Linked DNA regions of Homo sapiens: region 2 is linked to region 1. Evidence: chromatin loops called from intact Hi-C (ENCODE). Cell type or tissue: ascending aorta. All regions are shown on one strand.

Region 1 (5,000 bases):
TGATGGAAGGAGAAGGATTTGAGGAAGGACGAGAGTCTGAGGAACAAGAAAGGACTGCAGTAGTGAAACAGCAGAAGAAACGAGGTGACGGCCTCCAGGAAATTAAAAGGGGGCCTTATATCTGTTGATTTTGCTGTTAACACGGTCAGATGGGATACTTGTTTGCTTTTTGATCCATTTTCTGATAGTTAACTAAGTGCTGTAGGACTGACATAAATGCTGAGGATGGGACAGAGGGAGGAACTCTACACATGAACTCCCATATTCAGGGCCAAGTCATCGGGCTACCCTAATAATAGTCTCCTGGTAGAAAACAATTCTGAAAACGAAAGACATAATAACAGAGTGGTACACAGTATGCCATGTGGTATTTAAGAGACAGACTAAGGTTGAAAACAACATAAAATTTATGTATTTCTTCATGACTTAGAAAAATGTACCTTTTATAATTTATGTTTAACATAATTTCTAGTGGCTATGCTTCCCTATAAACTAAAGCTGAGATTAATTCAACAGGATGGAGACACCAGTATTTGGGAGTTCATTATGTTCTTTGCAATAATTCAATGAATCAGAAAATAATAGAATTTTGAAATAAAATCCAATTCCCTCATTTTACCGAAAATGAAACTGAGGCTGTGACGCTTTAAAATATGCCTTTTGAGGCTGGGCATGGTGGCTCACTCCTATAATCCCAGCACTCTGAGAGGCCTAGGTGGGAGGAGCATGTGAGCCCAAGAGTTCCAGACTGTCCTGAACAACATAGCACAACCTTGTCTCTATAAAGAAAATTTAAAAAAATAACCGGGCATGGTGGCATGCGTCTATAGTTTCAGCTACTCAAAAAGCTAAGGTGGGAGGATCACTTGAGCCCAGGAGCTCAAGGCTGCAGTGAGCCATGATCGCGCCACTGCACTCCAGCCTGGGTGATGGAACAAGACACTGTCTCTACAAAAAAATAAAAATAAAATAAAATGTGTCCTTCATAAGATGACCTAACTTAGGGGCAGAGCTGCCAGCAAAATTTCAGGGCTTCCAACTCACAGTCAAGGAGACTTTATTGAGTTCAGTACATAGTAGAATCATTTATATTATCAGAGCATTTCTTTTTTTCAGTATTTATCTTAGGAGTTGTTTCTTTTAAAAATTCCTATTTGTTCTGATGCATATATTTCTTTTTTTTTACAGATCATTTTTCTCTTATAAAAATTCTGTAAACACAGCCATTCTTTCTGTATTTGTAATTTGAGGACCGACTGGAGTTATTCCTGAGAGGGCTATGTTCCTGAGAGAACAAAATTATTGTTTTTGAAACTCTAGAGAGAACTGCTCTGGCAAAAGAAATGTATCTTTTCATCTACAGTCATTCTGAGGTGAAAGATCTCATGATCACTCTGGACTATACAACCCACAAGCAGACTTCAAGGATACCTACAGGAACCCCAGAAGTCCTGATTGATCACACAGGCCCTAAAGACCCTATCAACTTGTTTATCAACTTGCAATTCTAATTTCCTGAGAGTAAAACACCAGTAAAAAATAATCTCCTCCCTCAATATTCTAGAGAATGCAAAGAAATACACAGTCACTGTAGACCTGTGAGCTTTTGCCAAGTTTGGTTTTCATTATTATACATATGAAGAGAATCATCTTCGCCAAAATCTATAAAGGGGCTGATTAACTCAGCTCTGTAGTAATTGTTTCATATTAAATCAGTCCAAAAGTTTAGGGCATGTTTCTCAGGAACTCTTTATCTAGCATCAGGTATGTATCTAAACAGTATAGTATCTGTTAATTTTGAAGTTATATAAAAAAAGAAAATGTGCATTTTCACACGTCTTAGTAGAAGCTCTTTACAGTTTATATAATCCAATGTTGATAGAGTAAAATTTTTTTATTCTTTCCAGTAATCAAAAAGTAGTCAAAATAAACAAAAGTTTCAACTTTTAGAGGTATCATTTTTTAGATTAGATTGCTTATATGGTTTGATGCTTTCTTAGAAGGTTGAATGATTCTAAAATGCTTTTAAGAAAAACATCAAGAATAAAAAGAATTACTTAAAACCAGGTCAAATAAAAAAAGATTATCAGAGATCTCATAAGGCTTGCAATATCATTTCAAGATTTATTTTAAAAGTAAGATTGCACTTTGTTCACTATTCTTCCCCTGCCAAAAGACACAGAACTTCCTTGTGAAACTGTGTTTAGGATCCATACCATAATATCATCTTTTCCAGGAAACTGAATCATAAAGAGGTCTATAGGGTGATCCTAGGAATGAAATCCCAAAATTCCGCAGGATGGGGCTAAGGTTTGTATTTTCAACCTGAGAACTTCAGGCTGCTTCTCCTTCAGCAACCTCCTCCTCTTCTCCACTGCAGCTCCCCCCAGCCTCCCTGAAGTCCCAGGGAGCTGGGGCCTGTCCTTCCTAACACAAACTTTCTTTCTTCTGGAAGTGCTGGAAAATCTCAGAGAGACTCACTGTCTCCCACATCCTGTAAATTTACCCAGGAGAGAAGCACTGTGCACACTTTGTGAGGAGGGTCGCGCTCATTGGAGAGACTCGGTGAAAGCAACGAGGAGACTGTACAAGCACACACGCAGCCTCTTCACCTCACACTCCACAGCTATTTCTCATGCACTCTGGCCTTAACTTTGCTGACCTTGCCACCGCAAGGTTTTATATCACTAAATAACAGAGCACGAGGCTGCCATGGTGGACAATCTGCCTGCACTTGCCCCTCCACATCACCAAAGCTCCTTAGATCCCATTCATCAAATATTTGCTTTTACACTTAAACACACAATTTATGAAACACAATTTCTGGTTCACCTAACCCTTGCATGACGTGAGTTTTGAAAAACCAGTAAATTTTCCTGCTGACATTCCTCAAGTTACACGCTTTCCTGGTCCTACAGGCAGTGCAAGTTATCTGCTGCCCTCTTTTGAATTTTAGGGCACACTGCACTCCTAAATAGGGCCTATTGCCTGAAGACAGCCTCTTTTCCCTGTCTAGGGGCTGCTTCAACCTTCTGGCTAATCCAGAGCCTACTGGAACAGCACTTTAACTCCCCTTTTGAGTGCTACTTTCTCTGCTGGTGTTCTTCCAAAGCAAAAGCAAAACCAATTTTATGAAGCAGCAAAAGAAGTATAAAGCATGCTATTACTTGTTCTTTTCTTTTTTCCCAGCTTATTGAGGTATAATTGACAAATAAAAATTCCATATATTTAAGGTATACAACTTGATGTTTTCACATATGTATACATTGTAAAATGATCATCGCAATCAAGCTAATTAACTTATCCAACACCTGATATCATTACCATTTGTGTGTGTATGTGTGTGCTGACAACACTTAAACGCTCTACCCTCTTATCAAATTTCAAGTATACTGCACAATATCATTAACTATTGCCACCATGTTGTACACTGGATTTCCAGAACTTATTCATCTTGCGTAACTGAAAATTTGTACCCGTTGACCAACATCTCCTTACTCCCCCAGCCTCTCCCCATAACTACCCTTCTAAACCTGCTTTGATGAGTTTTACCTTTTTACATTCCATATATAAGTGAGGTTATACAGTTTTCTGTTTCTGGTTTATTTCACTTAACATCCTCCAGGTTCATCCATGTTGTCACAAATAGGAGGATTTCCTTCTTTTTTAAGGTCGAATAATATTCCAGTATGTATATATACACTACATTTTCTTTACCTATTCATCCATTGACAGATGCTTAGGTTGTTTCCATAACTTCGCTATTGTAATTTCATTTCTTATCCGCCTGCCCCCTCTGGGCTGATCTATTAATTCCCCTAAAGTGTCTGCATGTAGTTCTGTTGATAAAGATACTGAAATGAAGAAGTATGCCAGAATACGATTTGCAAGCCTGTCCAGCTGAAGATAGCCATCCTTCCCAGACAGTAGAGGTTGAGGTTCTCACAGCAGTGACAGGTCACAGGGACATAGGCAGCCCTTCTAGGAAGTTAAACCTGCTGGGCTAGGCACGGCTCATTAACCCAGGTTTTGTGCAGACCTCCCCAACAACTGCTCTGCTGCAATGGGAGCATTCTCCAGTAACCATTGGTACCATGGCCCCTCCCTCAACCCCTCCCTCATAACGTCTCCCTGTGCTACCCTGACGTCCCTGGATAATCAACGCTCCTATTTCCTAGTGCCTACCAAACACGAGAAAGAACAGGTGAACATGACCCCTAAAAATAAAAAGAAAGAAACTATTGCCAACTTTTCCTCAAAATCATGCGGGGTTTTTTGGAGGACAAGAAGATAGCAACAATATAGTGCTGAGAAAAATCATAATATTGTGTCTGGAATTGGTGGGTTCTTGGTCTCACTGACTTAAAGAATGAAGCCGCGGACCCTCACGGTGTTACAGCTGTTAAAGTGGCGCGTCTGGAGTTCGTTCCTTCTGATATTCGGATGTGTTCAGTTTCTTCCTTTTGGTGGGTTCGTGGTCTCGTTGGCTCAGGAGTGAAGCTGCAGACCTTCGCGGTGTTACAGCTCTTAAGGCGGCGCATCTGGAGTTGTTGGTTCCTCCCAGTAGCCTTGTGGTCTCGCTGGCTTCAGGAGTGAAGCTGCAGACCTTCACGGTGAGTGTTATAGCTCATAAAAGCAGTGTGGACCCGAAGAGTGAGCAGTAGCAAGATTTATTGCAAAGAGCAAAAGAACAAAGTTTACACAGCGTGGAAGAGGACCCCAGAGGGTTTCCACTGCTGACTCGCGCAGCCTGCTTTTATTCTCTTATCTGGCCCCACCCACATCTTGCTTACTGGTAGAGCCGAGTGGTATGTTTTGAGGGCGCTGACTGGTGAGTGTACAATCCCTGAGCTAGACACAAAGGTTCTCCACGTCCCCACCAGATTAGCTAGATACAGTGTCCACACAAAGGTTCTCCAAGGCCCCACCAGAGTAGTACAGAGTAGATGCAGAGTGTGGATTGGTGCATTCACAAACCCTGAGCTAGACACAGGGTGCTG
Region 2 (5,000 bases), 440 kb before region 1:
TGGAGAAAAGGGAACCCTTGTCCACTGTTGGTGGGAATGTAAATTAGTACAGCCACTATAGAGAAGAGCCTGGAGGTTCCTCAAAAAACTAAAAATTGAGCTACCATAAGATTCAGCAGTCCTACTGCTGGGTATACGCCCAAAAGAAAGGAAATCAGTGTATCAAAGAGATATCCTCACTCCTATGTTTGTGCAGCACCATTTATAACAGTTAAGATTTGGAAGCAATCTAAGTGTCCATCAACAGATGAATGGATAAAGAAAATTGATACATATTCACAATACAGTACTATTCAGCCATAAAAAAAGAATGAGATTCTGTCATTTGCAACAACATGGATGGAACTGGAGATCCTCATCTTAAGTGAAATAAACCAGGCACAGACAAACATTGTATTTTCTCACTTATGTGTGGGACTTAAAAATCAAAACAATTGAACTCATGAACATAGGTAGTAGAAGGATGGTTACAAGAGGGTGGGAAAGGCAGCATGGGGCTGGGGAAGAGGTGGGGATGATCAATGGGTACAAAAAAATAGAAAGAATAAATACCTATTAATTGAGAGCACAATAGGGTGACTATAGTCAATAACAACTTAATTATACATTTTAAAATAACTTACAGAGTGTAAATCGATTTTTTGTAACTCAAAGGACAAATGCTTGAGGGCATGGAGACCCCATTTTCTATAATGTGATTATTTCACATTGCACACCTGTATCAAAACATCTCATGTACCTCACAGATATATACATCTACTATGTACCTATAAAAATTAAATATAATTTTTTTAAAAAACATTACTACTAAAACTCAGGTTATACAATGGAATAGGGCAAAGGGCTGAGAGAAGAGACAGAGAGCAGTTAGCAGTTTGTTTTTATGTGTGTAAGAATTATGTGGACAATTTTCACTTTTCTGACCTTGAATCATAAGCCTCCAAGGAGTCCACCTACACATGGTTTCCTGATGAGGTCAGCATGAGCCCTACTCCAGTACTTGCTACAGTTGTTTATCTAAGCAGGAGCAAGTAACAACTGGTACAGTTTCAACCTACAGTGAGTGGAATGAAAAATAGTTTGGCACAGACATCAAAACTATGTTAACATCATCAAGCACTGAGGTAGGGGTGGGACAAGCTTTATCCTACTTTACTTTCTGGAAATTATCTTTCCTCTATTTACAATACATTATGATCCTCTGGATAGGTGCTGATAGATGTGTGAGAGTCTGTGTCATTGTATGTCATTATATACATATATCTTTATTTCATTTATTCCATCAGCAATATAAACTGATTAAAGATGGTTCTATATCTAATAGAATTAATACATTTTCAAAAACTAAAAGAAATATATTCTGCTTGAAATAATCCTATGTTGTTTAAAGATCTCTGAATTGAGTCTGTATGTATAGATAACAAAAGGCCATAGTTGTATTTTTGAATTTTAACTTACCTACATTTCACTTTACCTTTAGCCCCCCATGATATCCTCTATCTAACACAGCAAGTGCCTTGGATTTACATCAATATCAGTGGCTTGTTTGCTTTTTTAATACTTAATAAAGATTTCTACTATTTGATCTGAAATTTGCCTATGAAAAGAGCATTGCACTTGGTAGATACATAGCAAAATGTTGCTATTCAAATGAATGATTAATATAAAGAGGACTGGCATCCTTAGTTGGTAATCTAGGGCCACATATGAGTGGGAACCTTGTAGCGCACTGCTAAGCCACAGACTCCTGCCATGCTGGGGTTGAAGGGGGAAAGAGCCTTACAAATCCCATCAGGGCCAACCTTCTCAGCATCCATAGATATGGATCTTTGCCAAAGAAGATAATCCCCTCTGCTCCCCACCACTACTGGTTTGATGGTATTAAGTCCTTCAATTTGAGACAGAAATTCTCCTCTCACCATTGGAGGGAGGTATAAAACCCAACTGAGACAGGAACATAAGACTATACTGATTTAACCACGTGATAAGTAAGAATTAGTAAACAAAATCAGAACTTTTCATAAAGTCTTTTTAAGTTATGTTTTGGATGAGTAACATCTTCAGGGAAAGTAAGCATGAGGAATAAACCTAAAAGGATGACAAAAAGGGAATTTCCAACTTGATGGGGGAAAGCATAATGAAGAAAGACTTAAATGAAAATAAATTTGTATTTATTGAAATCACTTGCTCACAACTGATCAAAAATGATAAAACCAATAATAGTGATAATAATTGAGTGTTGTTATATGCAAAATAATAAGCTAACCATTTTTTATAGGGTTATCTGATTTAATCCTCTAACAGAATCATGGGAGGCAAGTAATATTGTCCTCATTTCACAAATAAATGTTGCAGGTGTTCATTAACTTCCTCAAGGTCATATAGTTTAAAAAGTTTTGCAACTGAAATGGATTCTTAGGTCTGTCTGCCTCTAAATCCCATGCTCTTTCTTATAAAACACAAGTTATATTTATATAATACTTTCCACACAGGTGTTGTTTTGTTTTGTTTTGTGAGACAGTCTCGCTCTCTCGCCCAAGCTAGAGTACAGTGGCATGATCTCGGCTCACTGCAACCTCCTCCTCCCAGGTTCAAGCGATTTTCCTGTCTCAACCTCCTGAGTAGCTGGGATTATAGGCGCATGCCACCATGCCCGGCTAATTTTTGTATTTTTAGTAGAGACGGGGTTTCACCATGTTGGTCAGGCTTGTTTCGAACTCCTAACCTTGTGATCCGCCTGCTTTGGCCTCCCAAAGTGCTGGGATTACAGGCGTGAGCCATCACCCCCAGCCACAGGAAGTTTTTATATGTGGTTCCTCCTCCTCCAATTCCCACTTCAAAGTGGAATAAAATTTAGTAACAGTTGTAAAAGATTGGGTTCAAGACAGAAACTGAGTTCAGTCTTAAAGATACTAAAGAAAGTAACATTTTACATGCCCGAATTTTGATACCTGAGAATACTCTCCCAGCTTGTGGTCTTGATGGGGTACTTTATTTGAATTCAATGGATAGGTCAACCTGGAACTTTGGTTTGTAATCTGCTGCAACTCTGCTGACCAGTTGACTTCAGCAAAGGAAATCAATGATCCTAACCAAATCTCATGTGGCTTAGAGGGGCCAACCAAATACATTCCCTCAACTAGAGGAACTATCTAGTTAGATTTTGCATTTGATGTTAACCATGTTAGATTGCCACTAATGAAGACCAACTGAACATTTTTTATTGTTTTTATTATTATTGAACGGCAAGCTAGACAGTGGCTCCCTCAGGTAACAGTTACTGAGCTTCCACTGTTGGCCAGGCACTGTTATAGGTGCCGGAGAGTCCACAGGACCATGATGAACAAGGTCATTGCTTACACAGGACTTTTGCTCTAAAAAGAAAGAGTGACTCATTAAAAAGAAAGAAAATAATGGAGAAAATACCAGAATTAAACAGGGTGATGTGAAGGGATGTGGGGCTAGAACATCCTTTGTATGTTCAAAGATGGCCCTTTAATTAAATGACTTTTAATACACATCAAATGAAAAGATTATCAAACATTCAAGATGATTTTTTAAGTCCCAAATATATTCATAAAGTTTATTTGTAAGACAACCACTTATTCTGGGTAATAACTATTCAAGCCAGTTTGGCTATAATAAGGACATAACAGGTAGGTAGTTACTCCTTGAAATAGCCTATGGAATACAGCTGCCTGTCAAGATGATTTAGAAATTCCGAACTTGCTTCTTTTATTCTCCCAAGATCATTTATTATTAATTGCACATTCATGAGTTTTAAAGAGAGAAACAATATTAATTGGGCTTTGTGGGGGACCTTGTAAAATTGTGCAAGAGCCAGAGAGGCTGATGAAAGGAAAAGATTAATACCCATGTAGTGCCAGGAGGGTGACTAATGCGATTACTTCCTTATGAGGCTGTAGCTCTCAAACTCTCGATTCCAATTTTAACAGAACAAAGTATATTTGAAGCTCATGCACTGACTTTTTGCCCAAAAATATTTGAAAATTATTTTTGCTGCAATTAGAAACTTTATTCCAGAGATAAGAAGAGTTTTCCTATCCAGAATTAGATAATTATCATATTTGTGAACAAATTGGCTTTAGCCACAGTGAATAATACAAGTAGGTACAAGCACCAAAAATGTTACCACCGAATAGTTTTCTTTAGTATGGAAATGCTAGTCAATCTAAAGTATAACAGCATAAGGAATTTATTTATTATGGCCATTTCTTCATATAACATCACGGTTATGAGTGGTCTTTTTACGATATTTATTATACATTTTTAATTTGGATTCAATGTATCTGCATTGGATTTTTTTTCTTTCTAAACACAAATCTCTATCTATACTTACGTAATAATGACAATGCATTCTTTAATTAATTGTAACATTCTCAGTGTGGCCCTTATTATTGTTTTTCTTAAATACAGCAGCAATTACAACAACTTCACTCTACTAAGTGTTTAATTTTTAATTGAAGATGCACAAAAATTAGCCATGTCTTTCAGCTCGTCCTAAGAGAAGTCACCTGTCAACCTTCAATACAGTCAGAAGGATTCCAGGAGCAAAATGAAGAAAACTGAAAGCAGTGTTTCACTTATAAGACTAAGAGAATTTAAAAGACCCTTTTTAATGAATAAAATAAGCATTTTTATCTATGTTATCTATTTTATCTACTTTATCTAAGCATGTTATCTATAGTCATATAACTAACCACCCTAAAACTTAAATTTATTATCTCTCATATTTCTGTGAATTAGCTGAGCACAGCTTAGTGGTTCTTGCTTGGGGTCTCTAAGGCACCTGCAGTCAAAGTTGGACTGAGTGGCCACAGTGGCTCACTCTCATGGCTGGCAGACGATGCTGGCTCTTAGCTGCGAGCTTAGGTAGCTTGTCCATGTGACTTGGGCTTCTCACATCATGGCAGCTGAGTTTCAAAAGCAAGTGTTCCAAGACACTAAAAGAAGAAATGTACTAGTTTTCCATTACCATG

What was found. A loop is a pair of places that touch in the nucleus more often than their neighbours do. Peaks named below come from ENCODE experiments on the same cell type or tissue, not always from the same donor. Only the 100,000 strongest peaks of a DNase experiment are listed, where the experiment ranks them.
Region 2: a loop joins it to region 1, with 2.5 times the contacts of the local background. A loop is called at or near these places in 3 of 110 quality-filtered maps.

Annotation. Positions count from the first base shown.
Region 1 is chr6:19,849,084-19,854,083 of GRCh38, forward strand. No RefSeq gene overlaps it. Among named protein-coding and RNA genes, the nearest start is that of ID4, 14 kb to the left of the region's middle. In ascending aorta, a CTCF peak has its summit at 2,928; no DNase peak of the experiment used is centred here; H3K4me3 peaks cover 2,003 bases; H3K27ac peaks cover 2,822 bases.
Region 2 is chr6:19,409,669-19,414,668 of GRCh38, forward strand. No RefSeq gene overlaps it. Among named protein-coding and RNA genes, the nearest start is that of LNC-LBCS, 390 kb to the right of the region's middle. In ascending aorta, no CTCF peak of the experiment used is centred here; no DNase peak of the experiment used is centred here; H3K27ac peaks cover 801 bases.